Regions from separate parts of the Mus musculus genome. Here region 2 is linked to region 1. The links are chromatin loops, found by intact Hi-C in ENCODE. Cell type or tissue: heart. All regions are shown on one strand. Each heading gives the region's core, and the rest is flanking DNA. Links, peaks and the distances in the headings are about the cores only. Region 1 holds the start of Cenpj (centromere protein J). Region 2 holds the start of Zmym2 (zinc finger, MYM-type 2).

Region 1 (10,119 bases), core at 1,410-9,409:
GACCTCACCTGAGGAATTGCCTCCATCAGACTGGCCATCAAGTTGCTTTCCTTAGGCATGCTGTTGGGGGCATTTTTTTTGATTAATGACTAGTGTGGGAGGGCCCAGCCACTGTGGGCGATGCCTCTCATAAGCAGGTGGGTTGGGTCATATAAGAAAGCAAACCATGAAGCAAGCTAGCAAGCATTACTCTGCCATGGTTTCTGCATCAGTTCCTGCCTCAAGCTCCTGCCCTGGCTTCTCTGGATGATAGGCCACAACATGTAAGCTGAAATAAACTCCAAGTTGTTTTCAGTTAGTTGTTTTCTACCATAACAAGGAGAGCCAAACTAGAGCACCTAGAAAGATAGGGGCTGGTTCTTACTGAGAAAGGGCTCCAGCCTGCAGGGAGTATATACACTGCATCATACACTTAAGAGTAGCACGCGCAGGGCGTGGTGGCACACATCTTTAATCCCAGGACTTGGGAGGCAGAGGCAGGTGGATTTCTGAGTTCGAAGCCAGCCTGGTCTACAAAGTGAGTTCTAGGACAGCCAGGGCTACACAGAGAAACCCTGTCTCGAAAAACAAAAACAAAAAAACAAAAAAGAGTAGCACGCATTAACTAGCTATCCAGTAACTGTTAATTCCTGAATAGTAATTTCCTTGTAATCTGTTGTAAGAAAGATAATCCTAATTGTTTTTACATTAGGAACCTACCTGTAAAGGCAAGGAAGGGAGTTTTCAGTTAACCTTGGTTAAATTTCAACATCCTTAGTAAAAAAAAAAAAAAAAATGTTTAAATCAAACATGGGGTCTCACAAGCATAATGCCAGCACTGAGGAAGGAAGCTGGTCATCACAGGGGTGAGGCCGGTCTGGATACATAGCAAGTCCCAAAGACAGTGTGAGTGTAAAGTGAGAGACTGTCTTTAAAACAAAACAAAAGCAAGAAAACCCAGAGCTGGAGAGATGGCTCACAGTGGGTAAAGTGCAAACTGTACACGCCTGGCGATCAGAGCTGGTCCCGGAACCCACATAAAGGTGAAAGGAGACACTGACTCTACAAAGTTGTCCCCTGCCCTCCACACATGCAGAACATGCATGAAATCCAACACATATCATGTACACAACAATATTTGTAAAAGGTAATCTTAAAACTAAATAAATCTTAATTTAGACAGTAAACAAGCTGCAAAGAAAGTCACTCTGTAATGTGAAAATCGTCAACAATTCCCTGTTAGACTGAGCAAAGTGTAATAATGGTTTAGGGCAGCATCTTAACATCGTCTTCACACACACACACACACACACACACACACACACACACACACACCTTTTTTTAAAAAGCACTAAAACTTCCATACCTTTGCTACAAGTCCATTACTGTGGTCCTAAAACTATACGTACTGCCAGTTTTAAGTATTGAAATACTGATTCACAGTTGGGTATTGATGATACACACCTATAATACAGTGTTTGAGGTGGAAGGCTAGCTTGGGCTACATAACAAGCCCTTGTCTAAAGAACGCCAAAAATTTTCCCCTAAATTTGTTTTTTATTACTTATACGAAGGCCTAGGTAAACTACAAATAATAGACTGTCTAGGACAGTATGTTATGTAAACTCAGATATTAAAATCTGAGGTACAACACCACCTGCTTATGAAGTTGTAGTCATTACCGTAAGTTAATTGTACGTAAAGCTGCCTTTAAAAAAAAATCGACTAATTGAAAGCTTTGACATCTTTCTGTTCAAAACATAAATTATCTGCACTGGAGAAGGAGGAAGTTACGAGGAGACAATTCAGACCTTGATTGAGGAAGATACGAGGAGACAATTCAGACCCTGAAAACTTTCAGCTGACAGGTCCGCCTCCCCTGAAACACAACTCTTCTTGAAAGCAACAAAGCTTTTGGAGAAGCCGAGATAAGGCCTCCTGAAAGACTGCAAGCGGCGCCACTGCACCCGGCCCGGCGAGCGTGTCGCCCGGAACAGAAACACGCACCCCGGCCGACCCCCTTGAGGACCGATCCCCCGGGTGCTCGGAAGAACAAAGCGGGCTTAAGCCCCGGAACCACCGCCGCCCGCGGGCGCCAAGCCCTCCGCGCCATGCCAGCCCCAAAGCCCAAGCTGGCCTCTCAGGAACCGGGCGGCGGACGGGCTTCTCCGCTCCTTCCGCCCATCAGTTACCGTTCTTCGAAGAAACAGCTGTTCAGACCGCTCCGACCAGCGATAGTCACCACTTAGCTGGCCCGGCATTTACGAATGAGCCGCCACAACCATCGCTGCAGCCAGAGCCCCGCCTCCTGGACCGGCCCCGCCCAACTCTGGTCCAGTGACTCCTGGGAAATGTAGTTCCTACAGTCCGTGTGAGCTTGCGCGCAGGCGCCTCGGACACATGCAAACTACAACTCCCAGCAACACCGCCATAAACGTTGCTAGGGGATGCTCTATGCGCGCTCTTTTGCGGCGGGCACTGGTCAACAGCTGTTGTTCTGAAGTCAACCGATTGAGATCTGACCCCTGCGGTAACAGAGAGCGTACTCCATTGTGCCAGGAACACAGAGATTCAAACCGAATCTAAAAGACGACAGGTTTGGGAGAGTTTCGTCGTCTTCGCTTTTCTCTTTGAATGGGTTTGATTTAATAAAGACCTGTTTAAAACAAAAAAGTGACATTGGTAGGACGAATAAGTGAAGATAACCGTGGAAAAATTTACTCCGGAAATAATCATCTATTATGTGGCTAGTCGATGGCTGCACAAAGTGTGTGCATTCAGTGTTTAAATTATATGGAATATTGAAAGTGCAGATATTAAAATTATATATGGAATGTTGAGCGCAGATTTCACTGTTTATTTGTTTTGCCACCAGAGGGGTTCCAAAATACAGACATGACCCTTTAATCTAGGATGCTACAACACTTCAAGCTACCACAGTTTTTAGACTAGGTTTGAACAATATTGTAAACTAACATCTGTTTTTTAAATATATAATTTTACTATTTTATTTTTACTTTATGTGCAAGCATATTTTGCCTTCATGTTAGTATGTGCCCTGACGTGTGTCTGGTGCCTGTAGAGGTCATAGGGGCCATCTGATCCCATGATCCCATGGAACTAGAGCTACAGATGTTTGTGAGCTACCATGTAGGAGCTGGAAACTGAACCCAATCTTGGGAGAGAGAACAGCAAATGCCCATAACCACTAGGCCATCCCATTTTCTCTTCTCCGGTTGATCAAATGCTTGCCTAGTATGTTCTATCCTCAGCACTGTATAATCCAAAATTGGTGACCAGTCTCTCAGGTGGGGAAGGTGAATCAGAAATTCAAGGTCACCCTCCAATATAGAGTAAGTTAGAGGCCAGTATGTTAACATGAGATTCTATATAAAAAGGTCATCAAGAAGAATTGCCCTTTATACTAATTAGTTCAAATAAATCAATATTATTAAAGATAATTAAAATTTTGTACAGACACCTCAAACATGGAGACGGGAAAAGTTTTTGTTTTGCTTTGTTTTGTTAGGTTACATCATAGATGAAAAAGCCAAAGTTCAAAACTACCAAGATCACACACCTAAAATGTTGACAAGAGAATGGAGCTCAGTGGGTAGCAAAGACCTTGCCTGCTGTACCAGAGGCTGAGTTCCATCCACTGCCCTAAGCTGATTAGTCAGTAAATTAATAACTTAAGATGCTGAATGAGGGTTCAAATGGTCTTCTTTTGGCCTGAAACCATGCCCAAAAATCATTTTCTTAAAATGTGTGTCTTTGACAATAATCACAATATTCTCTACTATTTCTGCCTACATTTTATTTGGTATAGTATGTTATGCCACATTGCTTGTTGTCTGAATAAACAAATTTTATCACACTCATCCTTTCTCTCTCTCTCTCTCTCTCTCTCTCTCTCTCTCTCTCCCTTTCTCTCTCTCTCTCTCCTAGTTTTCTTGCCTTCACTTCCCAAAGTATGTGCCACAAAGCATGTCTCCACATTCAAGTTTAAAGTAGCTATTAAGATTTTAATAAAGGGCTGGAGAGATGGCTCAGCGGTTAAGAGCACTGACTGCCCTTCTGAAGGTCCTGAGTTCAAATACCAGCAACAACCATCTGTAATGAGATCTGATGCCCTCTTCTGGGGTGTCTGAAGACAGCTACAGTGTACTTACATATAATAATAAATAAATCTTTAAAAAAGATTTAATATGGAAGTTATCACCTGGAACCTACATACCTATATTTTAAAAGTAGAGTATAATGATCCAATCACTTGGGCAGAGGAAGAGCCTTGAACTAGCTACTTAGAGCTGAAGAGCAGCCTGGACTATATAGAAAGGCCCTGTCTCAAAAAGGCAGAAAGATCTCTGTGAGTTGAGGCCACTCTGGTTTACAGAGTGAGTTCCAAGACACCCAGGACTGTGATACAGAGAAATTCTATCCTGGGGCGGGGGGAGAATAAAATTAAAATAAGTAGCACACAGCACATTATTCAACTGTTGACTGTGTGACCCCACCCCCACCCCCATTGATAAGCTGTGCCAAAACCATGAGTGGCATCATCCCATGGGCTAAGGACCTGAATGGAATTAAAGGGAAAGCAGACAATACTCATCATTTCACTTATTACCCTCTGACTGTGGGCAAGATGCGATCAGACACCTCCTGCTCCTGCAGTCAGACCTTCCCTGCCATGAAAGACTGTACACCCTAGGACTGTAAGCCAGCACACCCTCTCCTTCCAAAAGCTGCTTCTATCAGAGCAATAAGACAAGAAACTAGTAGTACAGTAAAAATGTCTCCTTTTCTGCTTTGCTTTTTAAGAACTCACTAAAGATCTTTGACTTCTGATCCTCCTGTCTGTACCTCCAGTCTGTAGGGACTACACACATATACCACCAACCCTGTTTTTAATACAGTATTAGGGACTGAACCCAGGGCTTCACACAGCACTTTAACCTGCTGAAGCATATCCTCAGTCCAGTAAAGACGTTTCTAGGGAGGGGGAGGTGGCTCAGTCCCTAGAGTGCTTGCCTGGTAAGCATAAAGACCGGAGTGTAACACACCCCCCCACCATTTTAAAAAGGAAAAAGCTGGAAGCTGGCTAGGTGGCTCAGTGGGTAAAGTATTTGCCCTACAAGCCTGATGACATGAGTCCTATACCCAGTCATGTCAAAGAAGAAGAGAAATCATAAGCACACATATGTGTATGCATGCAAACAAATATAGTATATTATATATACTATATATAAAGCCATATAATATACATATAAAGCCACACATAATGGTATGTGCTTGTAACCCCAGTGCTGGGAGGAAGAGACTGGTAGATCCTTAGTGCTCACTGGCTACCTAGCCTAGTACACATAATAAGTTCCAGATCATTTGGCACCTGAGGACAGCACCCAATAAATCATGTCACCAAAATTCACCTTTTACATTCAATTCTCTAGTCTAGACCTTATAGTCTCGTTTCATTCATCATATTCTGAAATTATTAATGGAATTATTTCTAAATCAGTCCCTACTCAGTACATTTCTGATTCTAGCGCCCAGGGCCCACACATGTGAAGCAAATAACCAGCTGAGCTGTCTAGCCCTAGACCCATCGTTTGAGCGTCTCCAATTAGTGATGGATGCTATTGTGCGCTTCAAACTCAGAAGTTCTCATTTTCTTCCACTGTTGCTGCTGAAAATCGAACCCAGGGGCCCACAAATGTTAGCCAAGCTTTCTACCAATGACCTAGCTCTTCAGTCCTAAATTCTCTCTGATGCCCCTTTGGGAAATTTGTTTCTTACCTGCCCTGGGATTCCAGCACCCTATTTAACCCCAATCCGTAATCATTTCTCTGTCAAAAGTCCCCATCCATCAAGTCTCCCAGATTCGAATTTTGGGTTTACTCCTACTGGCAATTTACACTCTGAAAAAGAAAGTGAAAGTCCTGAACGCTAGGCTGATCTGGAAAGCTGAGGCCACGCCTTCTCCCCAGCTGGACAGTCGCAGGACATCCCTCTAAGGGGCGTAGGTCCGGTGTTCAGGAGCCGCAGCCACGGTCCCGCCCCGCCGCGCCCCACCTAACCCGGCTGCGCCTGGAGCGGAAGCACCAAGGCTGGAACGCTGGCTGCGGAGCACGGAGGAGGGGACCATCCGACACCAGGAAGGGCCAGGCGGGATCTCCGAGCAGGTGCGTGGGTACCCCAGGAGGCTGTCTGACAGCCCGAGGGTCCCCGGTAGTCTCTGGTGGTCTTGACCTTCTGAGGCCTGGCTCAGGGTCAGCGGCCCTAGGAGGGGAGTGCCAGGGGAGGGGAGGTCAATGTTGACTGCGCCATCAGACCCACTGCTGTTTTGGGAAAATAACTGCAACAGAACGCAACATTTCTTTACTTTCTGAAAGTTGAGGAAACTTTTGGTAGAAGAAAATAACTCATTGAGGTCTGGAGTTGAAATTTAGCCGAATCTGACTAAGCTCCGGGTCCTATTAAGACAAAAAATAAGTAAAAAAGATGGGGTGAGTTAATTTGCAGTTTTAGCCAAGACTGGGAATAGAGAAATTCTTAGTCTGTCTAGGCCTTACCTATGGCAGTTACAATTTATGTTAATGAAAAAGGGGAAGGCCAGGAAATCCGCCCCACGTAGATTTGTCCTTAGGTTGGATTTATGCCTCTGTCCTACTAAAGGTACTTCCGGTGCTATGGCTATTCTTGGTTGTTAAATTGACGCACCTGGAAAAAAATGAACCTCAATTGAGAAATCGCCTCCGTCAAATTGACCTCTGGGGTGTGTCTGCAGAGCATTTTCTTGATTGCTAACTGAAGGAAGAGAGCTTAGCCCACTGTAGGCACCGCTTCTGGGCAGGTGGTCCTGGATTGTATGAGGTGAGCAGAAACAGAAAGCAAGCCAGTAAACTGCGTTCTTCCTTGACCACTAATTAATCTACTCACTTTACATGCCAATCACAGCCTTTAATCCAGTCAGTTCCTTAAATTGTGCTACTGTTATGAATAGTAAGTAAAAATATCTGTGTTTCCTATAGTCTTAAACCCACTGTCAAAGGGGTCAAGATTGAGAACCACCGGCTTCCACGTTCCTGTCAGGGGTTCATGCCCTGACTTTCATGTTTGACTGTAAGCAGTGAGATGAGGTAAGGAAGAGTAACAACAGGATCAAAGCTGGGATCTGTCTCAGGGCAGCCAATAGGAAGACGGCTTGTGATGGGCTCCCCTACGACACGCTGAAAGGAAGAAACGTGGGTGTTCACTCCCTAGCGAGGCAGCCTTCTCTCTCCACTGTGCAGTTTTTTGTTTTGTTTTGTTTTTTCGAGACAGGGCTTCTCTGTATAGTCCTGGCTGCTCAAGAACTTTTTCTATAGACCAGGCTGGCCTCAAGCTCAGAGATCAGCTTGCCTCTGCCTCCTGAGTGCTGGAACCAAAGGCGTGCACCACCACCACCACCACCACCACCACCACCAGGCTCGAGTTTGATATTTAAAAGCTATTGGAAATGACTTTTTTCCCTTCAGGTCTTTTTGACACGTTTGTATTTGGTTCAGTGAAAGGATGCCTATGTTTTGTTTGTTGGTTTTTTTCTGCTACTTTTCTAAAAGTGTTTTTCAAGTCTAAGGATTTTCTGGTAGAAGCCAGTCATGGGGGCACACCCCAGTAATCCTAACACTCTGGAGGCTACAACAGGAGGATCACCATGAGTTTGAGACCTGAGCTTCACAGTGAGCTCTAGGCCAGCAGGTACAGATTGGATCTCAACATTATACCAGGCCGGTGAGGTGTAGTGGTACACACCTTCAAGCCTAAGACTCGGGTGAGAAAGAACTCTGAGATCGAGCCCAACCTGGTCTACATAGCAAGTTCTAGGCTAGCCAAGGCTAAAAAAAATGTAAAGCAAACCAAACAAATTCACTAAAACCCAGCAACACATAGTGTCTGGTGGGGTCTTTAGGATCTTTTGAGGATTGCATCGTGTCATGCAGAAATAGGGGTGAGTTGGCCGTTCCCTTTCCCATGTCTGTTTCTCTTATTTTCTCTCTTACTAGTCCAGTAAGACTTCTAGCACCATATTCAAAAGAGTGGAGAATGGCCACCCTTGTCTCCTTTCTAACTTTAGAGGAAATTCCCCATGTAGTGTGATGTTGGCTACAGGCTTGCCGTATTTAGCTCTTAAAACATTGAGGTATGCATTTCTTCTGTCTCTAGTTCTGCAGGGGCTTTGTCATGAAGGATGTTGGACTTTGCCAAAGGCCTTTAATGTGTCTACAGATGTGGTCATGTGATTTTTGTCATTACATCTCTTCAGCCCTTGTACTATATTCATAGGTGTGGATGTGTTGAGCCAATCTTACATTCCTGAGATGAAACTAACTTTATCACAGTGTTCTTGAAATGGATTTACAATATTCTTTAGAAATTTAGTGGTTGTTGGAGAATTTGGGCTGTTGTGTCCTCTCTGGTTTGCTGTGCTGTGGCTTTGTAGGATAAGTGTGGTAGTGTCCCTTCCCTTTCTACTTTGTAGAGCATTCTGAGAAGTGCTGGTGTCGCCTTCCTCTTAACAGCATGGGAGAATATGGGAGAATATGGCTGTGAACCATCCCATACTGTGTGAGACTTAGTGGGCACATTTTATTACTATTTCAACTTAACTGCCTATTGCATCTGCTTACATTGTTTATGTCTTCTTGATTTAATTCTGGTCAGTTAAGTAGATCTCGGAATGTATTCATTTCTTCCAGATTTTCTAGGGACTGTTTTGTTTTGTTGTAATACAAGTTAAAGTATTGCCTAAGATGCTCTGTATTTTATTTCAAGATATTATACTATCCCGTTTCCATCTCCAATTTCTTAACTTGGTGCTTTCTATCCATATCTATCTACCTACATCTCTATGTCTGTCTGTCTGTCTGTCTCCATTCTCTCTCTATGGCCTTATGTAACCCAGGCTGGTCTCAGATTTACTATATAGCTGAGGATAACCCTGACCATCTGACCCCTCTACCTCCACCGTAGACATGCGCCACCATGACCAGTTTTAGCTGACACTGAGGGGCAAGCCCAGCACTCTGCTAAGCACTCTGCAAACAGAGTGACACCTCAGCCCCTCTCTCTTCACCTTGGTCGTCTTGACTAGGCCTTTGTCAGTCTTGCTTATCTTGTCCGAGAACCAGCTTTTTGGTTGGCTGTTCCCATGTCTTGCTCCTTTACCTCCATTTCATTCACTTCTGCTCCACTACTGTTTTTGCTTTCAGATTTTTCTTGCTTTTCTAAGAAGTTGGGGGTAAGTCGTTAGGTGTTTAAACTTCAGATTGCACTGACTTCTTCTTTTTCTTTTATTAAACATATTTTAAAAAAATATTTATGTATATGGGTACTTTGTCTGCATGTACGTCTGCCTGCACACCAGAAGACAGTATCACACAGCGCTGGCTTACTGGCCATGGACTGCCTTGTGTTGTGCTTTTCTTAAAGTGCCCTTATTTCACAATCAAATTTAAAGCATACTTGCTGGATACAATAATCCTGGTTAGTTATGTACTTTCAGCAATTACTGTGCAATCTGTCCTTTCCAGGCTTTTACTGGATGATGAGGGCCCGAGGCGACGTCACTCCATGTCTCTGTAGGCCAGTTGGTCCTCTCCCTGACATTCCATTCCATTCTTCCCGTGCCCTTTTGACCTCTTACCTAGCCCACGTCACGGAAAGTACCCTCAGCAGCCTTGTCTGTCTGTAATTCTAAGTGCCTCTTGTACTTGGCTGTCTGTTTTCTTTCTCTAGATCTGGGGGATTTTCTGTTACAAGTGAACTTTCTAGACAATAAAACAGTAAAAACACTAAGAACGTCTAACAGTGGAGGAACGTGTGGAGAAAGAAAGAAAAGCTGAGCGTAGTAGTTCACACCTGTAATCCCAGCACTCGGGAAGGTATGCAATCTCATGAGTTCAAGGCCAGCCTGGGGTAGAGAATGAGAAATGAAAAATAAAAAAATTAAAAAAAAAAACAACAAGGAAGACAAAAAAGATTTTGCTCATGATGACAAAAACAACTATAAATAAAACTAGATGAATAAAAACATAATATCATATCCATTTGGGAGTATTTCTCATATGATAAACATGAAAATATCCCTTAAAATGT
Region 2 (10,119 bases), core at 915-8,914, 310 kb after region 1:
CTGACCTTTTAGAGAGGCCGACACAGAACTCATAGGACCTGCTGGGGTTCAAATCTCAGCACTGTAAGGGGGAAGTGGACTTGGGGTTCCACTCCTAATCAAGAAGCTACCTGCAACTAGTATCTGTTGGCAAACAGAAACTCAAGTTTTTTCCAATGGCGTGTCATAGAGTTTATCAACCACACTTTAGGGTAGGCCAGGTGCCCAGGAGTATTGGCCAACACAAACCAACTCCATGCTTTGCTTTGTGGACTTTTTTTTTTTTTTCCGTTTTGGTATTATTTGATTTTTCAAGATAAGGTTTCTCTGTGTCCGGGAACTCACTCGTTCTGTAGAACAGGCTGGCCTTGAACTTAGAGATCTGTCTGTATCTGCTCCCAAGTGTTGAGATCAAAGGGGTGTGCCACCAATGCCTGGCACATTTTGGCTTCTTTTTTCCCCTTGGTCTTACGAATTTCCTATTTGACTTTTTTCATCTTTTGAAGGAACAAGAAGCCGGGGTAGGAAGGTGAGGAGGAGGAGGGTTCGAGAAACTGGGGGAGGGGAAAACGTGATGAGAATATAGTGTATGGAAAAAAAAGTTAAAAGAGACTATGGCCCTAGATGTCATATTCTCATATAATACTTCCGTGTTGTCAGCGAATTTTATTAAGATGTTCCTGTTGTGATAGTGACATCAAACATGTCAAAGTCAAATGGTATTGTGAAATATGAAATTTAAGAATGTTTTAGTGTATTGAAAAAAATAATTTTTTTACAAAAGTTTTCTGAAAAATACTTTTTGAAAAGCTGATTCATATGTATTGTAGTTTTTTTTTTTTAAAGATTTATTTATTTATTATATGTAAGTACACTGTAGCTGTCTTCAGACACTCCAGAAGAGGGCATCAGATCTTGTTACAGATGGTTGTGAGCCACCATGTGGTTGCTGGGATTTGAACTCCGGACCTTCGGAAGAGCAGTCAGGTGCTCTTACCCACTGAGCCATCTCACCAGCCCTATTGTAGTTTTTTTGTCTTCAAATGGTAAAGAAGAGCAATGTATGTATGGAATTTAAATGAGGGTGAAAGCACTTTTTTTTAAAATTGAAAATGATTGTTTCTACCAGGTTGTCCTTTGTAAATGGTATCCACTGCAGTCTACATATTAGCCTGAGACCTTAATCAATAATTCACTTCATTAAAAATTTCATGTTCATTATCATCTTGGAGAGCTTTACAATGTAACGCCATATGACTCATTAATAGGCGGTATTGTCAATTCGGAAATTCAGAGATCTAATTGAATCCATCCATTTGGTTGAGGAAGTAACCAACATCAGTTGTAATCCCGCTAACAACCACCAGGGCGAGGTGCATTTCTTAGGTTACAGGGAGTCCTGGAAATCCAGCACCAAGTCTTCTGCCAAAGACGTGGGTGTAGACGAGGAACAAAAGACCCTCGTGCCGCCCTCCAGCGGCTCCGCTCCGAATGCGCCCGGTGGGACTCCTATGAGAGGGTCACTGCCCACGGAGCCAGGACTGAAGCGAAGGGCACGCGATGGCCCGAGGCCCCGCCAACGTGGAGGACAGGCGCTGGGCAGGCCGGAGAGCGCGTGCTCGGCCAGGCACCGACGGCCGAGGCCAGACAGCCCAGGTCCCAGGGGCGCGAGCCCGCTAAGGGAGCCCGGGGCTCCATCTTGCCCGGCGGCAGTCTGGGGTCACCACTGTCGTGTGGCCCCGCCGCAATCTCGGCGCGCAAACTCTTGGCGGCCGAGGACAAGGCCTATGGTAGAGCGCGATCGGACTCGTTCCGGGCCAAGTTTCTCGTCCCCACGGGTTCGGTTCTGATGGGCCCCAAGTTCTCCCAACAGATCCCACAAAATGGAGGCCGACGTCTCCTCCCGCCGCAGCCATGGCGGAGGTGGGACACCCTTCCCACGGGCCAGGCAAGGTGGAAGCGCCTGCACGGCCGCCAGCGCACCAGTCCCCTTGCGGCCGCAGCCGGGCTCGCCCCCTCGGTCCGCCGCAGGCACTGCCGGGCTCGCCAGTCGCCCGGGTCTTGGGGGCCTGGACAGGGAGGACACCGGGACATCGAGGCCGCGTTTCTCCTCGAGCAGAGTCGCAAAGGGCCGCGGCGACCGTCTGGAGGCCGAGACCCAGTGTCCCGATCCCGGGCCCACGGGAAGCCTCGACGAAGACCGCCCGCCCCCAGGGCCGAAGCGCGAGCCGAACTGCGGGCAGCGCCACTCGGGCTCCTGACCCGGGCGGACCCCGCGAGTGGGGGCGGGGCGGGGGCACGGAGGGAGGGAGGGAGGGAAAGAGGGAGGGAGGGAGGGCCGGCCCAGCCCGCGGGGGGGGGGGGGCCGGTAGGCCCGAGGGCGTGGCCCAGGTCTGACGGACAGCCGCCGTGACTACCTCACCGAGGAGGGTCCTGAAAGAAGGCCGACTGGGCCAATGGAGCCTGCCCGAGGCATTCCGTGCCGCCCACGCCATCAGCCAATGAGCGTGCGGAGGGCGGGGCCTCTCCGGGCCCCGCCGTGCCACCGCCTCCTCTGCCTCCTCCTCACCAGCGCTAAAGCCGGGACTGGACCGAGCGGAGTTGTGCGTGTCGCCGAAGGGGGGTGGGCCGGGGGAGGGGAGGTTCGTTCCGCGGAGCTGCAGCCAGAACCCGGTGAGGCTTCTCCCCGCCGTCTTTCCTGTCGAGGGCCGCGGAGAGTGGGGGTGGCTGGGAGCAGCGCAGCCTCGGGAGGAGGAGGCGGAGGCGGGGGCGACTGGGGAGGCGGAGATGGGTGAGGGCAGCGTCGGGAGCCTCCCACCGAGCCGGGCTTAACAGCCCGCGGCGGCCGGTGTCGCGGCTGCTGCGTCGGGGCCTGAGGGTGCGCTGGGGGCCGCGCTGATGTCCAGGGCGGCTTCGCGTGCGGCCCGAGGGGTGAGGGAGCGCGGGCGCGGCAGGGCTGGCTGGGTGAGGCGGTCGCCGGGGGCGGGGGGCGCGGGGGCCTCGAGGTGCGGGCGGCAGCGGCCGGAGGTCGTGGGGTGTTTTCCTTTCTGTGCTGCGGGCGGCCGGGCGGGCCGGGGAGGGGCCCTTTGGCCCTCCCGCCTGGGGGCTGCACTCCCACCCTGTCTGTCCAACCGAGACCCCAAGTTTTCGATGGCAAGGGGTGCCTTTTGAGTCTTGCGGCGTCCTCTTCGTCGCTGGTCTCCTCCCCGGCGCTGTGCTGCGCGGCTCTTGCTCCTCACGTATTGTTTGGCTGGGTCTCTAATGGCGGACGGGGAGGCAGCGCTGCCGGTCTCGGACTGCAGGGGGGGCAAACCTCGGGCCCAGGGCAACTGCTTGGGGCAAATATGGGCAATATCAGCCCATCGTTGACATAAACTGGTTTTTACCTGTAAATTGGTGCTGAGTTTGACTGGAATAACCGTGGTGGTAATACTTGCGAGGGAGTGCAAGTCCCTTGCTGGCGTCGGGGCAATGTTTGCCCTTCCCCCTCCCTACCCCATAGCAGGCTTGGTGCCCTCAGGTCCCTTTCCCTGCAGATTGAGGCTTACACATGGGCTTTGGCTCCAAATAAAATATTTCACTCCACTTGGGTAGTAAGTAGTAGGCTGTTTTGCGTGGGCTTTGGGGTAATAATAGAAGGGCCAAACCTCCTTGACCCCTTAGTCCCTTCTCTGCCTCCTCCTGGTGAAATCGGCTTGGTGCTCCTACCAGATTGGGTGTTCATCCATTTCTCTCCCCCCCCCCTTTTTTTTTTTCTCTTTTATCCCAGGACCAGAAATTTCGTTCAACCCTATCTGGTGCATCTTTGGCAGAAAGTGAGGAAAACACCATTGTGAGTCCTTTTCTTCTAATTTGCTTATTAACAGAGGACGTGGTTGGATTATAGGGGTTCAGCTATAGGATTTGGCCCTCCTGGTTGTTCTTAAGGGGAGGAGCCTTCTCTTGGGTGGCAGCTGCTGTCGGGGAGAAACTCCAGTGATGCCTGGTGAGGCAGCTGGGAGTGGGCGCTGCTGTTTGCACCGCTGCAGACATCGCTTCTGCTGCTGCAATACCAACCTCAGCAACCAGACGACGGGCTTCTGCAGCTGCTCACGTTACCGGTGGGGAGGAGGGGTGTTGGGAAGGAGGGCATATTTCTGGTGCCCTCTAGAGTTACAGAGTGGGAATTAATGTTATTTGGTTTGAAGTGCATGCAACCATTTTTGACATTTTTCTTGTCATCATGGTTAATGGACCTCTGGTAATGGACAACTATGGAGAGCTGCTTAACTTTTTATGCCTGGTCTGAGTGACAGAATTTGACCATGAAGGTGGACGTGTTTCTAGATCTTTCATGTTCTTTGCATCTGTTGTTTTCATCTTACCAAGTAGATGCTGCTTAGACCTGTGCAGTCCTCTACTTAGTCTTTCATCTCTGGTGTTGACCAGTTCTCTATTATGTCACGCTTTTTATGGATTTCTAAAAATTTTTATAGTGTGTGAGTGCATGGTGTGTTTGTGTTGGTGCACATGCCAGAGCACCAGTGTGTAGGTCAGGACAACTTTTGGAGTTGGTTCTACCCTTCACTGTCTAATTGGTTCAGTGAATCCAAGCCAGGTTGTTAGGCTCATGTAGCAGGCCCCTCTATCCATTCAGCCATCTTGCAGGCCCTATCACTTATTTTGAGATGGCATCTAATGTATCCCAGGTTGACCTTGAACTTTTGTTGCGTAGCCTAGAATGACTTTGAACTTGTGATCCCTCAGTCTCAACTTCCCAAGTGCTATGACTTGTGTCCTCTTGTTATATTTATGTGGTGCTGGGAATCAAACCCAGCTTCCTGCACGCTAGCAAGCACCTCACCAACTATGCTACAGTTCTAGCCCCAAATATTACTCTTGAGCCCAGTACAGCTCCTGTTGTTACTTGTATACTTTTAAAGGTGTGTTATAAGTATAGATGCTTATGGTTACTTTGGATTTATTTATTTTGGTTTTTTGGGACAGGGTTTCTCTGTGTAGCCCTGGCTGTCTTGGAACTCACTCTGTAGACCAGGCTGGCCTCAAACTCAGAAATCTGCCTGCCTCTGCCTCTGGAGTGCTGGGATTAAAGGCGTGCGCCACCACGCCCGGCTTGGATTTATTTTTAATGTGTATGATTGTTTTACCTGTTTGAATGTATGTGTGACATACATGTACTTTGTGGCCAAGGATGTCAGAAAAAGGTATTGGCTGTTGTGAGCCACTATGTGGGTACTGGAAACTGTACTTTATAACTGCTGAGCCATCTCTCCAACCCATTGTTAAACGTTTTAAACTTGTATTAAGTAATTTAATCCACAGGAGAACTTGGTAGTATAGCTAATAATATTTTCCCCTTCTGAACACTGTCTTTACTCTGAATTTGCAGAGGAGGGAGTAGGCGTAGAAGGATCCTGGGAAGGACCCAGTGAAGCAGGTTCTGAACACAAAGCAGTGTGGCGACAGAGCCCACCATCAGCAGCTGGACTGGACTGGATTCTCATGTCGGAGATCTCAAACTTAAACTGAGTCAGAATAACCTTTTCTTGCTTGGAAGTGGAAACATAAAAAGTGCTTGAATCCTGTTCAGTTCTTTTAAAAAAAAAAATAGAAAATGCTAGATGGTGGTGGTGCCCACCTTTAATCCCAGCACTCAGGAGGCAGAAGAATCTGTGAGTTTGAGGCCAGCCTGGTCTGTAGAGTGAGTTCCAGCATAGCCTGGGTGACATAGAGGAACTCTCTGAGGGGTGGGTGAATAGTTAACAGTTGGTATTTATTTATTTACTTATTTATTTAATTTAGACTAGGATTATGGTCCAGACTGGCCTTGAGTTCACTGTGTAGCACATGATGTCTTTGGGGGGGGTCTTCTTTTTTTTTTAAATTTATTTATTATTATATCTAAGTACACTGTAGCTGTCTTCAGATACACCAGAAGAGGGCATCAGATCTCATTACCGGTGGTTGTGAGCCACCTCTCCAGCCTTCTTTGGGGGTATTCTTTTTGCCTCTTTTTCTAGTTGGTGGATTACAGGCATGTGCCACTATGATCTGCTTCATTTAGATTTTTTACCACCTTATTTCAACACCAGTATAGGCTGTTTGTATCAGTATAATTTTTTTCAGTATATGTCTGAAGGAACTTTATTATTATTGGAGATGAGGTTTTACGATATAGTTCTGGAACTCACTTTGTGGACCAAGGTGGCCCAAACTCAGAGAGATACACCTGCCTCAGCCTTCCAAGTCCTGGGCTTGCAGGTGTCCACCTCAGTGCCTAGCTCGACTATAAACCTCGAATGAGTGTGAAGTCCTTTTAGGAACTAAGTCATTCTGATACTAAGTTTCAGGACCTTTCATGTGGCTGTTGTTATTTTTCCATGAATGATTAACTTATCTTCCCTCCTCCCTTCTTAGATCTTTGATTGTAAGCCTGGCCTTTAATAGCTGGGCCTCCCTCCAGCCTTCCTCTTTCATAGTGGTGTTTTTTTGTTTGATTGTTTTTTGAGACAGTCTTGAAGGGTGTGAGTGTGTGTGTGTTTGTGTGTAAATGTTGCTCAGGCTGGCCTAGACTTTACAGCAGTTCTCTTGCTTCAGTCTTGGTGCTAGGATTATAGGTAGGTGCCCCTGGACATGGCCTGACTCCATCAGTCCTTTGTCAGCCACTTTGGTCCTCCACAGAAGCTGACATAGAACATTTCCAGCTCTCATGGATATGATCTTGTCAGACCGTAAATCTGTATAATTGGATTTATTTTGTAGGCTTTTATTCTGTTTTGCTTGTTTGAGGTACAGAAGTATACAAACAGTGCTATTGTGACAAAATGAATCTTTGGCTCATATAACATGCACTGGTATTACTGTGATAGGAAAAAATGTAAGAAAGAATATATAATTCTTTGTTGTCAAAAGATGTGGTATAGTTTCTTTATGCTTTGATATCTGTCCCCAGTTCACTGATAACATCAACACATAGTTTATTATGTTAAATGGCTCTTATAAGAAATCTTAAGAATCTTTATGTCTTTAGGTATTGTAAGGAAAGCTCAAACTAATTTCTTGTCCTGCTGGAATTCTATGTGTAATCCACCTCAGTGTATCTTGATACCCTGAGAGAGACAGACAGACAGACAGACAGACAGAGACAGACCGTCTTTCTTGACCATCTCTCATTAGGAAATAGATTGCCTGGACTCCATGCAACTGTATACAACAAGGATACTCAAATCCAAAAGCTGTGCAGATCTAAGTACATGTAACTCATAAAGTTGCCAGTGAGAAAAAAATTGTTGCTGGATAAATGCATAAGTTTGAAGAATGAGGTACAGAGCAACATTACAGTATATTTTTTTTGTATATAATCTAGACAATTTTGTTGTACCTGGATGGATATTTTAGTTTTAAAATAATTGACTTTTTTTTTTTTGAACATAGAAATAGCAAGTGCATCCTCATTGGTGCCTGTGCTAAATTCATCGTAAAAAAGACAGTTGATCATCTTAAAGGGTGAATTATAGCACACCTTTTATTTTGTTTAAAAGCATATCAGTTTAGCAACTGGAGAGGTGGCTCAGCGATTAAGAGCACTGACCATTTTTCCAGAGGACCTGGGTTCAATTTCCAGCACTCACATGGTAGCTCACAACTGTCTATAACTTGTTTCTAGAGGATCTGGCATCCTCACACAGACAAAAAAAAAAATGTAAGAAATACTATATAATTCAGCAAAACACCAATGCACATCAAAATGAATAACTTGTTTAAAAAAAACGTATCAGTTCTCAAATGAAGTTAAAATACTTTTTGTTCACCATTAAAAATCCATTTTAGCCAGGCAGTGGTGGCACATGCCTTTAATCCCAGCACTTGGGAGGCAGAGGCAGGTGGATTTCTGAGTTCGAGGCCAGCCTGGTCTACAAAGTGAGTTCCAGGACAGCCAGGGCTACACAGAGAAATCCTGTCTAGAAAACAAACAACAACAAAAAAATTCCATTTTAGTGTTAGAAAATTGATCAGGTACCACAAATACTTGATCACATGGTGTGATTTGTGGTTTGTTTGTATTTTTTTATTGTTTTTTTCAGACACAGTTCCTATCTTTCTTCTTGCTGTGATTAAAACACAGATCAAAAAACAACTTAGAGGAGGAAAGGATTCATTTATTTTATACTTGTAGGTCGCAGTTTATCATTGAAGGAAGTCAGGGTAGGAACCAAGAAGGAATGTTGCTTGCTGGATTGTTTTTCTCCTCTCTCTCCCCCTTTTCCTCTGTCCTCCCCTTCCTCCTCTTCTTTCTTTTTCTTCCTTCCTTCCTTCCTTCCTTCCTTCCTTCCTTCCTTCCTTCCTCTCTTTCTTCTCTTTCTTCTCTTTTTTTCTTGAGACAGGGTTTCTCTGTGTAGCCCTGGCTGTCCTGGAATTCACTTTGTAGACCAAGCTGACCTACTCAGAAATCCACCTGCCTCTGCCTCCAGAGTGCTGGGATTAAAGGCATGTGCCTCCATGCCCTGCTTCTTTTTTCTTTTTGGACAGAATTTCAATGTATAGCTTTTCTGGCTTGGAACTTCCTATGTAGACCAGGCTGCACTCAAACTCATAGAGATCTGCCCGCCTCTGCTTTTGGTTACAGAGTGCTATTAAAGCCCTATTCAGCTAGTTTTAAACAGCCTAGGCCTCCCTGCTCAGAGATGGTGTTGTTTAGAGTGGGCTGGGCCCTCCCACATCAAACATATAAATCAAGACAATTCCTCACAGACATGGCATGGTACAATCTGATCTGGGCAGCTCTTCATTTGATACTTAAATGACTCCAGGCTGTGTTAACATTGACAGCTGAAACTAAATAACTAGGATACTCCATTCCTTGTCCACTTGACACATAAACATACCACTTGAAGCCATAGTCTTTGAACTCTTTCCTTGTTTATAAGATCTTCTTAGTGTCATAAGATAAAATGTCCAATTTTCAAAGTCACAGTCTTTAAAAATTTCCAATACTTGAAAAGTTTAATCTCTTTAAAAAGTCCAAAGTCTCTTAACTCTATAAAATTAAAAACCAGTAATATCCATTCTTCTCAGTGGGAAGAACTAGGCATATTTATACTAGATCAAAGCAATCCGAAATCCTGCAGTCCAAATTCTGAAGCTCAGTGTTTGGCATCTCAGTCACCTTCTGGACTCCAAATGGCTTGACAGTTTACCTCTTTAGTTGTGTCATCCACAGAGCATATAACTTGTGTTTAGAGGGTCAGGCCAGCTCTGCTTCACACTTGATACTGTTCTCTGAAAGTTTTATGGCTGTGGGTCTCTGGCATCTTAATTCTCCACTGCAACTCTGACCACACTTTCATTGATGACTTCTCCTGGCCTCTCTATTGACTCTACCTCTACCACACGGTGCCAGGCCTCAGCCACTTTCCATGAATCTTTCAATCCTAACTTTGATGCCTTCAGAACCAGTACAAGGTGGACTGATTCTTATGAGTTGCCTAGTTTTGACTACCAGTTGGATGATGGATGCAGCCTTGGTGTCACGTTGAGTCCACCCTCCAACTCCCTTCTGTATGCTGACACTGAAGAAATAACTACCTGAAGAGTTGCTTTAGTGATACTGACCTCTTATTCATCACTAATGATTATTCAGTCCTAGTTGATCAGGAACCACAGAACGATAATTCAAAATACAGCACAATTCTATTAATAGTCTTTCTTCCCTCTGAAATGTCAGACAAGACAAAAGTTTGAACATTTTTATCTTCCAAGGTCCATTCTAGTCTACTTATTTATTTATTTAATATTTATTTATTATATGTAAGTACACTGTAGCTGTCTTAGACACTCCTGAAGAGGCATCTGATTTTGTTACGGATGGTTGTGAGCCACCATGTGGTTGCTGGGATTTGAACTCAGGACCTTTGGAAGAGCAGTCGGCGCTCTTACCCGCTGAGCCATCTCACCAGCCCCTAGTCCATTTATTAAGCACTGGTTTGCAATAGCTTTCCAACTTAAAGTTTGAAAATTCCCCATAATGCTCTAGCTAAATAGTCCAAAAGCATAAAAAGCTGTATGGTGAGGTTCATTGTAGCTACAACCTCACTCCTAATACCAGATTCAGTTCTGTTTTGCCTTGTTGTTGTTGTTGTT

Evidence for each region. A loop is a pair of places that touch in the nucleus more often than their neighbours do. Peaks named below come from ENCODE experiments on the same cell type or tissue, not always from the same donor. Only the 100,000 strongest peaks of a DNase experiment are listed, where the experiment ranks them.
Region 2: a loop joins it to region 1, with 2.4 times the contacts of the local background. A loop is called at or near these places in 4 of 42 quality-filtered maps.

The regions. Positions count from the first base shown.
Region 1 is chr14:56,569,567-56,579,685 of GRCm38, forward strand. Cenpj (centromere protein J) reads right to left here and starts at 2,280. Exons shown (of 17, transcript NM_001014996.2): 1 at 2,172-2,280. Parp4 (poly (ADP-ribose) polymerase family, member 4) reads left to right here and starts at 6,053. Exons shown (of 35, transcript NM_001145978.2): 1 at 6,053-6,164. In heart, for the core only: no CTCF peak of the experiment used is centred there; DNase peaks (open chromatin) are centred at 2,335 and 6,025; H3K4me3 peaks cover 3,025 bases; H3K27ac peaks cover 2,059 bases.
Region 2 is chr14:56,884,047-56,894,165 of GRCm38, forward strand. It overlaps Zmym2 (zinc finger, MYM-type 2), which reads left to right and starts at 2,557. Exons shown (of 25, transcript NM_029498.4): 1 at 2,557-2,652; 2 at 3,749-3,811. In heart, for the core only: CTCF peaks have their summits at 1,364, 3,298, 4,123 (motif pointing left) and 5,920 (motif pointing right); DNase peaks (open chromatin) are centred at 1,585, 2,365, 3,095 and 4,005; H3K4me3 peaks cover 3,161 bases; H3K27ac peaks cover 2,116 bases.